Regions from separate parts of the Homo sapiens genome. Here region 1 is linked to region 2. A link is a contact called in ENCODE Hi-C or POLR2A ChIA-PET data. All regions are on one chromosome and are shown on one strand. Each heading gives the region's core, a stretch centred on a gene start or an enhancer-like site at or near the end of the contact. The rest is flanking DNA. Distances are from core to core; before and after follow the strand shown.

Region 1 (2,708 bases), core at 8-2,507, 83 kb before region 2:
AGCGTGATGCCAGGCACCTGTGGTCCCAGCTAGTCAGGAGGCTGAGGCAGAATAATTGCTTGAACCTGGGAGGCTGGAGGTTGCAGTGAGCCGAGATGGCGCCATTGCACTCCAGCCTGGGCAACAAAGCTACACTCCATCTGAAAAAGAAAAAAAAGAAAAAAAAAATAAGGAAATAGGGCCGGGCGTGGTGGCTCACGCCTGTAATCCCAGCACTTTGGGAGGCCAAGGCAGGTGGATCACCTGTGATCAGGAGTTCGAGACAAGTGAAACCCCATCTCTACTAAAAATACAAAAACTTAGCTGGGCGTGGTGGCGGGTGCCTGTCCCAGCTACTCGGGAGGCTGAGGCAGGAGAATAGCTTGAACCGGGGAGGCGGAGGTTGCAATAAGCCGAGATCGTGCCACTGCACTCTAGCCTGGGCAACAGAGTGAAACTCTGTCTGAAAAAAAAAAAAAAAAAAGAAAAGAAGGAAATCCTATCATATGCTACAACACAGATGAACTCTGAGGACACTGTGTTAAGTGAAACGAACCAGCCACAAAAAGAAAAATATTGCATGATTCCACTTATGTGAAGTATCAAAAATAGTCAAACTCTTAGAAATGGGAAGTAGAATGGTGCTACTAGTAGAATGGGGAAGAGAGAAAAGGTGAGTTATTCAAGGGGTACAGAGTTTCAGTTTTGCAAGATGAAGAAGTTCTAGAGATCTGTTTCACAACAATATATATACCGTTAACACTACTGTACTGTATCTTTAAAAATTGTTTTAAAAAGAGAGAGAGAGGGCCGGGCGCGGTGGCTCACGCCTGTAATCCCAGCACTTTGGGAGGCCGAGGCGGGTGGATCATGAGGTCAGGAGATCGAGACCATCCTGGCTAACAAGGTGAAACCCCGTCTCTACTAAAAATACAAAAAATTAGCCGGGCGCGGTGGCGGGCGCCTGTAGTCCCAGCTACTCGGGAGGCTGAGGCAGGAGAATGGCGTGAACCCGGGAGGCGGAGCTTGCAGTGAGCCGAGATTGCGCCACTGCAGTCCGCAGTCCGGCCTGGGCGACAGAGCGAGACTCCGTCTCAAAAAAAAAAAAAAAAAAAAAAAAGAGAGAGAGAGAGAAAACAGACAGACATACAGAGAAGATAGCAATATGAAGATGGGGTCATCGACTGAAATGTTGTTACACAGCACATTGCTGTACTTCATTCTGGCAGCCCTAGGAAAGTAACACAAGGGCCCACAGAAGAAAGCTTGCAAGTGAGTGCAGGCTCCTTTTGTGACTGGGGCTTCCCGTTATTCTGAAATGTTACATTAGCCCACATTCAGCCTTTAAGAATTCATTACAGTTTTAGCTGCTTTCTTCTTACCTACCTTTACGGTGCCTTCTCTTCCTCCTATGCTCTGCCAAAGGTAACACAGTTTCTGTGTCCTGTCTCTCTTCAAAAGGGCTTGCCTCTCTTTGGAATTTCAGTTCATCTGATTGCCTTGTGACCTCAACTCTCTGATGAGCTCAAGAAGCATCATGACTTTGTGGATTATCAAGATTTTTCTCATTGTTATGATGGGAACAATGTTCTCTTGCAACATTCTACATCCTAAACAGAAGCAAAATTTTCAGCATTTCCTGAAAGATGATTCCAAGGGTTATTAATAGATTTTATGAGCGAAAAAGAATTGTGATTACACGTTTGGAACGTGTTAAGATACACTATAAACTTTCAAAAAAGACTGCAACATTTTCCAAACATGTCATTACAGAACCCTTTTGGCTTACAAAATCTCTTGCAGTTGTGTCAGACATTCTGTGTACCATAGTTTAGGAGATAATGAGTTAAACGCCTAGACATGTTTTTTTTGTCCTCACTATATGGCAAAATTAGTGTCAGCAAACCAGTTGGGGGATATTTTCTTTCTGCCACTTCACCACTTTGACTGAAAATAAGATCTTTCTGTTTCTACATCACTTATGCTGGAAGATACGGTGACCTTTGCATTACTTCTGTCTCTTCTCAGGTTTTCTCCCGTTACTCATCAAATGCCAAAATGAGGAGATACTTGACTTCTTAAAAAATGAACATAAAGTTCCATCAAATAAATAAAATATGTAAAGTAAATTCAATAAACATATTTTAAATTAGTTAGGATAATGTATACTTACACATTAAATATAACAACACAAATTTAATCAGCAACATGTTATACATAATGCTTTTGGTAAAATACTTTCCCTTTGAGTTGTCCATTTTAATGGTTCTGTGGTGTTCTTAATGTTTCTCCTCATTTCCTTTCCTTGAAATACGTGGAACATAAATGGTTTTTTTAAAACATACATATTTCCATTATTTCCCTAAGTCTATGGTTCATTTAGTTTTCCTCTTTCAACCCTGAAAAAAATGGTGTGGGACAGATGTGACTTCAAATGTAATATTTATCTCTAAGTAAAAGATAGAAAAGAGAAAGCTTTCTAAGAAAGAAGAAAAAAATCAAATAAGAACTAGCACATTTTGCAAGTGGAACACCATTTAGCTAAATATTCTTATCTTTTGCCTCAAAAATACCAGCTTTGTTTAGTGAGGTACTGCAGAGTTTACTGAAAGGCCTGTAGTCCGTCGCCACGTTCCCTGCTTTATCTCTGGCCTGCAGACATGGCAATAATTCTCAGACTCAGTTTTAAAAGACAAAAAAAAAAAAAGACAGAATTAGGAAACTATACA
Region 2 (2,706 bases), core at 201-2,700:
CAGATGAAGCACTCAAGCTGGGCATTCTAGATAAAGTTGTAAACTCAGACCCGGTTGAAGAAGCAATCAGATTTGCTCAGAGAGTTTCAGGTAAGAAGATAATAATAAAAATAGCCAAAGACTGTAAACAGGATACATGTTCATTTAAATAAGAAACTCCTGGCCGGGCGCAGTGGCTCACGCCTGTAATCCCAGCACTCTGGGAGTCCGAGGTGGGCGGATCACGAGGTCAGGAGATCGAGACCATCCTGGCTAACACGGTGAAACCCCGTGTCTACTAAAAAATACAAAAAATTAGCCGGGCGTGGTGGCGGGCGCCTGTAATCCCAGCTACTCGGGAGGCTGAGGCAGGAGAATGGCGTGAACCCGGGAGGCGGAGCTTGCAGTGAGCCGAGATCGCGCCACTGCACTCCATCCTGGGCGACAGAACGAGACTCCGTCTCGAGAAAAAAAAAAAAAAGAAAATCCTGAGGCTGGGTAATTTATAAAGAAAAAAAGATTTAATTGGCTTACAGTTCCGCAGGTTGTACAAGCATGGTACCAGCATGTGCTCAGCTTCTGGTGAGGTCTCAGAGCTTTTACCCGTGGTTGAACGTGAAGCAGGAATAGGCACGTCATATGGCAAGAGAGCAAGAGAGAAGTGTGGAGGTCCCAAACTCTTTTTTTTTTTTTTTTTTTCTGAGACAGAGTCCCGCTCTGTTGCCCAGGCTGGAGTGCAGTGGCGCGATCTTGGCTCACCACAACCTCTGCCTCCTGGGTTCAAGTGATTCTCTTGCCTCAGCAGCCCAAGTAGCTGGGAATACAGGCGTCCGCCCACCATGCCCCGCTAATTATTGTATTTTTAGTAGAGACGGGGTTTCACTATGTTTGCCAGGCTCATCTCGAACTCCTGACCTCGTGATCTGCCTGCCTCGACCTCCCAAAGTGCTGGGATTACAGGCATGAGCCACCGCGCCTGGCCCCAAACTCTTCTAAACAAGCTGATCTCTCATCAACTAAGTGAAAGCTCTCTTATCACCAAGGGGATGGTACTAAACCGTTCCTGAGGGATCAGCTCCCATGACCCAGTAACCTCCCACCAGGCTCCCACCTCAAACACTGGGGACCACATTTCAACATGAGATTTGGAGCGGACACACATCTAAACCATATCACAGGCTCTATAATTTACCGCAGTAAAACTGTGGGCCTTGAGAACTTCTGTCTCCGCAAACTGAGTTATGTCCTTCTCTCAGTGGTTTCTTACTTTATGGACTCGGGATGTTCCTTTCAGAGTTCTTTCAGTGGCACTCACAGAGGTTTTTTTGTTTGTTTCACAGTTTCTTTTCAGTCTATGGATGTTGTCATCTTTAAATGAGCAAGATGGAGAGGGTAAAAATAGCCAGAAAAAAATAATTGGGAAGAGTATTGCGTTACAGGCAGAACAGAGTGCTGGTCTCCCGCTTGGTGGCAGGCAATGGCCCAGTGTCATTCAAAGGCATTCTTTTGAAGGAGTCATTCTTTTGTTGACCTTGGCAGAGACCAAACACTTTCCTGAAATAATCTTTCTTTTTTGTGGCTCTAGCCAGTTACTGTTTCAATGTGAAAGTAAAAGCTTGAACTGGAGAGGGGAGGAACGATGGGGAGAAAATAATGGAGACCCCTAAAGAGAATCAGCAAGTCCTTGCCCAAATAGAAATAAATTTCCTACTATTTTTCTCGGCCTTTCAGGCAACCTTCACTGTGTTTTCATCATTGTGCTTCCCGAGGGGGCTTATTGTTTTGTTAGAAGTCACTTGACAGACACACAGCAAAGGCTATTTGCATTTGGAGGTCCCGAAATGATTCTTTGGTTTGCTAAAGGTAGACCCGTGTCTGTCATTCACATCTGTAGTTTTAGTTTGTAAAGGTCTCAATTTCAACAGGAAGTTCTTTTCCTTAAGTGATTTCCCTAGATTCTGATTTGAGAATTAAGTTACTTCAAGAAATAGTTGAGGTTCATGATCTAGGAGACCTGGATCCAGGTCTCAACCTTAGCTACATTTCTAAAATGGTCTGGTTATAACTTTAATTTATTCACAATTTAAAATTAATTGTAAACATTAAATTAAGCATTTTTACTTTATAAAACTTACAAAATAGTGTTTCATCTCAACGACATTATACAGTTTGTCCACTTGGTGGCATCCAAATATTGAGGCACCATTTGCTTTAAACCTGTAATTCACCTTTTAACACTTCAGGGCTTTAGACAATTATGTGTTACTATTTTAAATTATAATCATGAAAACTATATAGAAAAATGTAAAATTGTGATATAAAAATGTGTAGAATATAAATGTACATGTATTTGCAATTATACAGTATATAATCGTGTATAGAGTAATGATCATTATCTGGAGTATGTATGAATACAGATACAAATGGAAAGGAAATAAGCAAAAATGAAAATGTTAGTTTTTCTCCAAAATTTCTTAAGTGATTTTTGCTTTTGTTTTGTTTTATTCTCCAGCTTAGGATAAGTTAGTTTTCTCAAACATTTCTAAATTATTTTTGGTTTTGTTTTTATTTTTTCCAGCTGTATTGAGGTGTAATTTCTACAGATAAAATTCATGCATTTTAAGGGGGAGTTTGGTGAATTTTGGTAGTTGTTTACAGTTGTATAACCATGGCCACAATCAAAATATAGTTCTATCACCCTAAAAAGTATTCTCATACCCCTTTCCC

The links. Hi-C counts contacts between places; a loop is a spot of excess contacts on that map. ChIA-PET counts read pairs that join two places held with the same protein, here RNA polymerase II (POLR2A). Pooled maps may share reads with other maps.
Region 1: a map of mammary epithelial cell shows a loop between it and region 2 (2.3-fold over the local background). The contact joins two enhancer-like sites. A Hi-C loop is called at or near these places in 2 of 168 maps with a recorded cell type or tissue (GM12878 and mammary epithelial cell), 18 of 37 single-sample maps with no recorded cell type and 8 of 50 pooled maps. POLR2A ChIA-PET finds 5 or more read pairs at or near these places in 2 of 52 experiments (Panc1 and WTC11).

What each region holds. Positions count from the first base shown.
Region 1 is chr3:185,297,945-185,300,652 of GRCh38, reverse strand. It overlaps a transcript of MAP3K13 not described here. Among named protein-coding and RNA genes, the nearest start is that of EHHADH, 45 kb to the right of the region's middle. Within about 2 kb of position 1,257, at least 4 of the 41 ENCODE cell types and tissues checked have a DNase peak (open chromatin) inside an H3K27ac peak, as active enhancers do.
Region 2 is chr3:185,215,520-185,218,225 of GRCh38, reverse strand. EHHADH (enoyl-CoA hydratase and 3-hydroxyacyl CoA dehydrogenase) reads left to right here. Exons shown (of 7, transcript NM_001966.4): 5 at 1-90. Among named protein-coding and RNA genes, the nearest start is that of MIR5588, 36 kb to the left of the region's middle. Within about 2 kb of position 1,450, at least 4 of the 41 ENCODE cell types and tissues checked have a DNase peak (open chromatin) inside an H3K27ac peak, as active enhancers do.